Regions from separate parts of the Homo sapiens genome. Here all the other regions are linked to region 2. Evidence: chromatin contacts called from ENCODE Hi-C or POLR2A ChIA-PET data. All regions are on one chromosome and are shown on one strand. The core of a region is the stretch at or near the end of the contact, and the rest is flanking DNA. Distances in the headings are between cores, read along the strand shown.

Region 1 (2,700 bases), core at 110-2,609, 2.3 Mb after region 2:
TTGGGCAGTCCTTGGCTTCCACCCTCAAACTGAGAGCTCCTTGAGGGCAGCAGGGGGTCAAATTACTCTCTGGGTTCTCAGCACTGCCCAGTGTGAGTCCAAATATCTCCCACCTCCCCTGTCTCCGCTCTTTCCTCACTCAGGGCTCCACAGCCATGCCGGCCTTCAGCAATTCCTCCTGCAGGCTGAGCTGGTTCCCACAGGGCCTTTGCACTAGCTCTTCCCTCTCCCTACACAAGTCTTCCCCCATAGGCTCTTCAGAGTCTCAGCTCAAATGGCCTCTACTCAAAAAGCCTCTTCCAGACCACCTGCCCCACTGGTCTAAGAGGTCCCTACTTTCTTCTTGGGCCCTCCTGACCTGAAATACTTTGTTGAGTGTTTTCCCCCCAGTCATCTGGCTGCATCCGGGTTCTTATGGTGTCCAGACGTTAATGGTCTATGGGGCCTGTGTTCGAATCCCAGCTCCACCCCTGCTCCTGCTTACCTGCAGAGTGATTCTGAGTTTCTTTCTTTTCTTTTTTAAAATTTTATAAATGTCAATTTTTGTAGATAGGGGTCTCGCTAACAGGGTTGCCCAGGCTGGTCTCGAACTATGGGGTTCAAGTGATCCTCCCGCCTCAGCTTCCCAAAGTGCTGGGATTACAGGCATGAGCCACTTTGCCCAACCCATTTTGAATTTCTTAAGGACTCTGTGCCTCAGTTTCCTGATTTGTAAAACCGGTGATAGTATCACTCCCTTATAGGGTAGTTGCCAGGATTGAACGAGTTAACATTTGCAGTGCCCGACAGATTGTACTAGTTACTGATTGAAGGGCTGTTTTACTATCCAAATGTGGCTGGAGTAGGAGTTGGGTAAACATTTATTGAAGAATGTGCAACCACTCTCACTTGGAAGCCGGGCTGTTAGGAAGGGGAGGAGGATTCCAGTCGCCCAGCCCTCCCCCACCAAACGCAACTGCCCCGGCGCAAAAGAGGCCGCGGAGGCCAGGCAGGAGCAGGTCCTGGAGGCCTGGTCGGCGTGGGCGTTTTATTCCGAGACCAAGGGGATCCACTGCAGAGTTCTCCGCTGGGCGTGACCTCGGGCTACGGCGTGGGAGGAAGCGCGCGGCAAGACACCCAGCGAGGTGCTGGGGTCGCCCCCAGGAGAGGACGGCGGCTCGGACTGTCCGGCGGCGGCGGCGGGGACAGCGACAGGGGCGCGAGGTGGCCGGGACCCGGGCCGGGCGCGCCGGGCGGGGCGGCGCATGCAAATCTGCCGGGCGCCGGGGCGGGGAGCAGGAAGCCGGGGCGGGCTGGGTCTCCGCGCCCAGGAAAGCCCCGCGCGGCGCGGGCCAGGGAAGGGCCACCCAGGGGTCCCCCACTTCCCGCTTGGGCGCCCGGACGGCGAATGGAGCAGGGGCGCGCAGGTAGGATCCGGGGCCCGCGCGCGGATCGGGTTGCGAAGGTATCGCCCGGGCACGCCGGCTGAGGGCGTTCGGGAAGGGCTCGGCCGCCGGCGGGGACCACGGGGACCACCCCGACTCCGAGCGGGGCCCGAGCCCGCGACTCTCGGTGCGCGCGGAGCAGCGCCCGGTTCCGTCCTTGCCGCCGAACGGCAGCGGAGGCGCGAGGCCCGGGGTACGTGGACACCCAGCGCTCCCCAAAGCCGGTGCTGGCAGTGAGACCTCCGCCGGGACGGCCTGCGGGGGTGGGGGGCTTGGGGTTAGGCTGTCGGAGGCCACGCAGCCCCTCTTCTCCGGGCAGTGGCGCCCAGCCCTGCGCTCAGGAAGTCAGTGAGGACTTCGGAGAGAGAAAGGGTGGGGAAAGTTCTGAGAACTGTAAATTTGAGTAGTAGGTCAGTGAATCGGGGCGGTCTCCGCCTCCGAATATCAGATGGACCCAATAATCGCGATCATTGACTGGGACTTGTTTTACTGAAAGGATGCCAAGTGAAACCTCCCACTAACTTCTCTGTGGCCGGTGCTGTGCGTCATGGACATTGTACAGATGAGGTCACCAAGACCCCAGCCGCTTTAGTAACTTGCCCTAAGGTGCCGCCCACTTGGGAGTCCGTGGGGCAGCAGGACTAGAGCCCAGGCAATCCCACGCCAGAGCCAGCTGCTCTCCATCTCTCAATCACGTTTGAGGAGCCCCCACAATAACCAGAATCTCCGGGAGATTTGCTTAAAATGCAGATTCCCAGGTCCTTGCCCTGAGATTCAGATTCAGTAAACCCAGGAATCTGATCTTTATTTTATTTTTAAAAATTTATTTTATAAAGATGGTGTCTCACTATGTTGTCCAGGCTGGCCTCAAGTGATCCTCCCACCTCGGCCTCCCAAAATGCTGGGATGACAGGTGTGAGCCACTGAGCCCTGATTTTTTTTTTAAACAAAATCTGGATTTCTTAGACTTAAGCAAGATAGGGGACCACTAGTTTGTCTGCTTCTGGGGTTCAAGGAATGCCCCCAGGCCAGCGCTAACCCTGCTCCAGTTCTAGTCTCTCCCCTTCCCCAGCCCTCTGGGAGGCATGACCCACTGCACTTCCCTGCCCCCAGTAGCCTATGAGGAGCCCAAGGCATTTGCTGGGACCTCAGTGCCTTTATCAAAATCCCAAAGTCCAATGGGGAAACAGGCTCAGGTGTAGGTTTGGCCAGGGTGTCCTGCACATTAGGGCATTCCAGGGTCCTGCAGGGGTTTCTTAGAACTCGGCTAGCCCAG
Region 2 (2,700 bases), core at 102-2,601:
TTTGTTTTTTTTTTTGAAGAAACTAACAAGTTGATTCTAAAATTTATATGGAAATGCAAAATATCTAGAATAGCAAAAAAAAAAAAAAAAGAGCAAAGTTGGAGAACTTAAACTGCTAATTTTTTATACCACTTAATTTTAAGACTTACTATAAAGCTACACTAATCAAAACATTGGTCTTGACATCACAATAGACAAATATATCAGTGAAACTGAGTCCAGAAATAGACCTGCATACGTACTGTCAGTTGATTTTTGCCCAGAGCGAGTAAGTCAATTTTCTGGTGGAAGGAAGGAAAGTCATTTAATTTCTTTTTTTTTTTTTTAAGAGAGGGTCTTCCTCTGTCGCCCAAGATGGAATGCAGTGGTATGATCATGGCTCACTGCAGCCCCAGCCTCCTGAGCTCAAGTGATCCTCCCACCTCAGCCTCCCAAGTAGCTGGGAATGCAGGTGTGTACTTCCATGTCCAGCTAATGTTTTGTTGTTTTTTGTTTGTAGAGACAGGGTCTCACTGTGTTGCCCAGGTTGGTCTCGAACTCCTGGGCTCAAGCAGTACTCACACCTCAGCCTCCCAAAGTATTGGGATTGTAGGTGTGAGCCACTGCCCAGCCAGGAAATTATTTTTAATGAATAATTCTAGATCAACTGGATATTCACATGAGGAAAGAAATTAACCTTCACCCCATCTCATGCCATACACACAAATTAGTTGGTAATTGTTCATAAACCTAAACATAAAAGCTAGAATCGTAAATCTTACACATGAAAACATGGGAGAATATCTTTGCAACCATGGGGTGGGCAGATATTTTGTGAGTAGAACACAAAATGCACTTACTACAAAGGAAAAATAAATACATTAAGAAAATGTACAGGCAAACCATATAATATTTGCAATACGTGGTAAGGGTTTTATTCTTTTCCCAAAGTACTTTGGTATTACTCAGGTCTGTGGCATCTTGCATGATATTCTGTATTTACTGGCTTTTTGTTGAGTTAGATACAGAACATTGATCCAAGAGAATTTTCTGATTGGGTTTCCCCATTTCTTTTACCTTCGTGTGAATGTTGCTCCCTTTGCCATTTATGCTTTGCCCAATATTCAGTGACTGCTTACAACAGAGACAGATTTTAGATCATATTATTCTTTGTAAAGTAAAGAGACATTAGATGAAAGCAAAAGGCAACACGGGCAGTCTCCTCTGGAAGGGAATTGCAGCCTATATGAGTCTTCCTGGTTATTGAGGATTGAGGCTCAGCTTTTTAGGTGACTCAGCATTTAAGTCCTGGCACATTAACTATATACTAGCCACAGACCTGAAAGGAGGAAGGGAGACGAAGCCTAGCTCTGTTTCAGTACAGCGTCTTTTGCCCTTAAGACTGCTTCCTGGCCAGGCGTGGTGACTCATGCCTGTAATCCCAGCACTTTGAGAGGCTGAGGCGGGCGGATCACTTGAGGTCGGGAGTTCGTGACCAGCCTGGGCAACACGGTGAAACCCCGTCTTTACTAAAAATACAAAAATTAGCCGGGCATGGTGGTGGGTGCCTGTAATCCCAGCTACTATTTAAGTCCTGGCACATTAGCTGTATACTAGCAACAGCCCTGAAAGGAGGAAGGGAGACGAAGCCTAGCTCTGTTTCAGTACAGCGTCTTTTGCCCTTAAGACTTTGCTTCCTGGCCAGGCGTGGTGACTCATGCCTGTAATCCCAGCACTTTGGGAGGCTGAGGCGGGCGGATCACTTGAGGCCAGGAGTTTGTGACCAGCCTGGGCAACACGGTGAAAACCCGTCTCTACTAAAAGTACAAAAATTAGCCGGGCATGGTGGTGGGTGCCTGTAATCCCAGCTACTCGGGAGGCTGAGGCACGAGCATCAGTTGAACCCCGGAGATGGAGGTTGCAGTGAGCCAAGATCATGCCACTGCACTCCAGCCTGGGCGACAGAATGAGAGTCTGTCTCAAAAAAAAAAAAAAAAAAAAAAGATTTTGCTTCCTGCCTTCCGTTTATAAACCAATAATAAAACCAACAGGAAATAGAAACTAAAAATGAAACTAAAAGGTATAAAAGAACAATAGAATTAAAGTTGGAGGTAGTGCCATATCTTACAGACCACAAGCAGCATGCAGTTGAAATTCTAAATCTGAGATTTTAATGCTGAACATAGTTGAATTTTGCAATCTCAAATACATGTACAGTGATGCCTTCGGGTAACAGCTGCCCGCATATATGGTGGTGGCGGTCCCACGGGAATTTTTCAGCTCTATTATCTTATCACCTAGTGACGTAGCTGTCCTAATGTCTTAGCACGGTACATCACTCATGAGCTTATGTGGATGCTGGTGTAAACAAACCTACCGTGCAGCCTGTCCTATAAAAGTGTAACACATACAATTATGTACAATACATGAAACTTGATCATGATAAAAAACTGTGTTAACGGTTTATGTATTTACTATGCTGTACTTTTTATTGTTATTTTAGAATAACAACTTGCTGACTCACCCAGAGCAACTACTTATTAACAAAAAGTTAACTGTAAAAGCCCTCAGGCAGGTCCTTCAGGAAATATTCCAGAAGAAGAAATCATTATCTTGGGAGATGTCAGCTCCATTCATGTTATTGCCCCTGGAGACCTTCCAGGGGAACAAGATGTAGAGGTGGTGGAGAGTGATATTGATGGTGCTGACTCTGTGTAGGCC
Region 3 (2,700 bases), core at 68-2,567, 2.2 Mb after region 2:
AAACAATGGGGGTGGTGTCTTGGAGTCTTATCTAAATTCTCTTGTGGGGGTGGGGGGTGATTCTTTGCAGTAAACTTTTTTCCACAACACAAAAGGGTGAGAGCAATTCCTTTTTACTTTTTTCCGGGGACACAAGACTCAGGGAAAATTCAACATTGTCACTACTCAAGGGTGGAAACTTAGTGTAGCACATAACCATGAGGATTCTAAACCTGTGGCTGCTGAGTTCAAACACCAGCATCCCAGTGAGCCTGGTGGGTTAGGAGATCTTTCTGTGCTTTACTTGCTCCCTCCCTGATATGGTTTGGCTGTGTCCCCACCCAAATCTCATCTTGAATTGTAGCTCCCATAATTCCGTGTTGCGGAAGGGCCCAGTAGGAGATAACTGAATGATAGGGGAGGTTCCCCTCATACTGTTCTCCTGGTAGTGAATATGACTCATGAGATCTGATGGTTTTATAAGCGGTTTCCCTTTTCACTTGGTTCTCATTATCTCGTCTTCCACCATGTAAAACGTGCCTTTCACCTTCCACCATGATTTTGAGGCCTCCCCAGCCATGTGGAACTGTGAATCCATTAAACCTTTTTGTTTGTAAATTGCCCAGTCTCGGGTATGTCTTTATCAGCAGCATGAAAGCGGACTAATACACTCCCTAAAATGGGGATGAGCATGATCATTACAATAGCTACGATCCTCATATTTTTAAAGTATTTTAGCACCGTACCTAGAATCCACTAATCTATGAACTGATCCTGAGCAAGCCTGTTTCCTACTCAGACCCCAAGCTCAGTACGAACATAACTTTCCATGCCTCTGTGCAATGCTGCAAAAGGCGTGCATACTTGGAGTCCACAGGAGTGTGTGCTCAAAACACAAAAGTCCCAGTGACCACGCACCACTCGGCATCAAAGCAAAGGTGGCAGGAGTGTGTCCCCTGGCCACTTGCCTTCTCACTCGAACAGACTGTGGATGCAGCACTTGCTCGTGGGTAATTGTGGATCTGACTTTCCAAAAGTACAAGTATGTGGCCACTTTAATCACTGAGCCTCAGTTTCGCTCTCTGTAAAATAGGGAGAACTAATAATCCTAGCTGCAGAGATTAAATGGTGGATGCAAACAGCCTTGTACGAAGTTGTTATCTGTGCAGAGGAAAAAGCGGTATCACTAGCGTGGAAGGACCCAGAGGATACAGCCAAGCCTTTCTGTCTTCTCCATCCCCCGGCCTTTTAAACAGCAGTGGGGCGGGGCCACGGCATCGATCACTCGGCGCTCCTCCAGGCACTGCGTCGTGATCAGACGAGCGGTGAGCGATCGATACTCCTATGCTAGCCTCTGGCTCCTCAGGGGACACAGCCGAGTGGTCGGACCAAACGCAACGAGTCTTCGCCAGCCCAAAGGCGACTCGACACCGTCCCAGCTGAAGAGAGGTTAGTCTGAGCAACTCGAGAGCGGAGTCAGCTCCAGTTCCTCAGAAGTGGAGAGGCCGGGTTCAGAGGCATAGACCGCGCAGGCGTCATGTGAAGCAGCCAAGCCCGGCCTCGCGCGTGCGCCTTGGAAAACCCCGAGGGTGGCTCGAGTTGCCGCATGCGCTCTGAGAATGCAATTTAGCTCGTCGCCGGCCTGCCCTGCGGGAGGATAAAGGGAAAGGTTCCGCGCGTGCGTATGCTCGTCTCTTGGCAGTGGTTTTGCGCATGCGTGAGGGCAGGCCCTTACGGCGGGCTGCTGTGCGCTTTAGCGGTTCTTGGCGTCGCGTTGGTGTAGGCCTAGTGCGCCTGCGCGGGTTTTATACTCTGCTATATGTGTGTCCGCTGCTTTTAGGCAACCAGCCGCTGCCCCTGGGCCGCAAGGCAGGCTGGAAACGATTCCGCCGTCAGGTCCCAAATATGAGCCGCGAGAAATGCAGCCCCGGGGAAGGCGCTGAGGAGGGAAGGGGGTCTGAGGCCTCGGGGCTCAAGGCCAGTGCGGGGTACGGGGGACCCTCTGGGGCCTGGGTGTGTGACTGCCCTAAGGAAAGGTGCTTGTAGCTCGGTAGGACTTAACGATGGGCATCGGTGCGTTTCCCGGCAACGGTAGGAATCGCCGTGCTCAGGAGGACTCGGGAGCAAGCCCGGGGACAGGAGGTGCGCAGGCGTTGGGGCCACACGGACGACCCAAACACAAGACTGTGTGCCCCTTAGAGAGCCAAAGGGATCCCTGTGCCATGAATTAAAGCTTTCTGGAAAATGTTCCAAACTTTCCTGGGAAGTTTTACGAAGCTCTTGTTTTTGCACAATTTTTGTGGAATACTGCCATAATAACATTGAGGAGATTAGAGAACTGGACCGCCTGTTCCCAGAAAGCTAGGTGTAGGCTGATCTGTCCTGGAAGCCCCTTTTGGGAGGCTTTCTCATGACCAGCATGGTGCTTGCAGAGTGCCCACCCTGAGACCCTCTGCAAATCACAGTGAGGCTCTCGGAGAGGCCATTCCACCCAGCCACCTTAAAGAATACTCAGGGAGGTGCTTTAGAGGAGTTGATGTTTAAAAATAATTTAAGGCTGGGCGCGGTGCCTCACACCTGTAATCCCAGCCCTTTGGGAGGCCGAGACAGGCCGATCACTTCAGGTCAGGAGTTCACAAGACCAGCCTGACCAACATGGCGCAACCCCGTCTCTACTAAAAATAAAAAATTAGCTGAGTGTGGTGGTGCACATCTGTAATC

What was found. Hi-C counts contacts between places; a loop is a spot of excess contacts on that map. ChIA-PET counts read pairs that join two places held with the same protein, here RNA polymerase II (POLR2A). Pooled maps may share reads with other maps.
Region 1: a loop to region 2 is called in a pooled map, with 2.7 times the contacts of the local background. The contact joins the promoter of IL4R here to the enhancer-like site in region 2. A Hi-C loop is called at or near these places in 2 of 50 pooled maps. POLR2A ChIA-PET finds 5 or more read pairs at or near these places in 2 of 52 experiments (PC-9 and activated T-cell).
Region 3: a loop to region 2 is called in a pooled map, with 11 times the contacts of the local background. The contact joins the promoter of KDM8 here to the enhancer-like site in region 2. A Hi-C loop is called at or near these places in 1 of 168 maps with a recorded cell type or tissue (naive thymus-derived CD4-positive, alpha-beta T cell), 1 of 37 single-sample maps with no recorded cell type and 9 of 50 pooled maps.

Annotation. Positions count from the first base shown.
Region 1 is chr16:27,312,615-27,315,314 of GRCh38, forward strand. IL4R (interleukin 4 receptor) reads left to right here and starts at 1,360. Exons shown (of 11, transcript NM_000418.4): 1 at 1,360-1,406. RefSeq lists an enhancer at 573-1,303 and silencers at 1,081-1,380, 1,401-1,610, 2,051-2,100.
Region 2 is chr16:25,047,425-25,050,124 of GRCh38, forward strand. No RefSeq gene overlaps it. Among named protein-coding and RNA genes, the nearest start is that of LINC02175, 18 kb to the right of the region's middle. RefSeq lists a silencer at 2,104-2,398. Within about 2 kb of position 1,352, at least 41 of the 41 ENCODE cell types and tissues checked have a DNase peak (open chromatin) inside an H3K27ac peak, as active enhancers do; they include PC-9, where a contact is called at or near this core.
Region 3 is chr16:27,202,209-27,204,908 of GRCh38, forward strand. KDM8 (lysine demethylase 8) reads left to right here and starts at 1,318. Exons shown (of 8, transcript NM_024773.3): 1 at 1,318-1,428. RefSeq lists an enhancer at 1,363-1,522.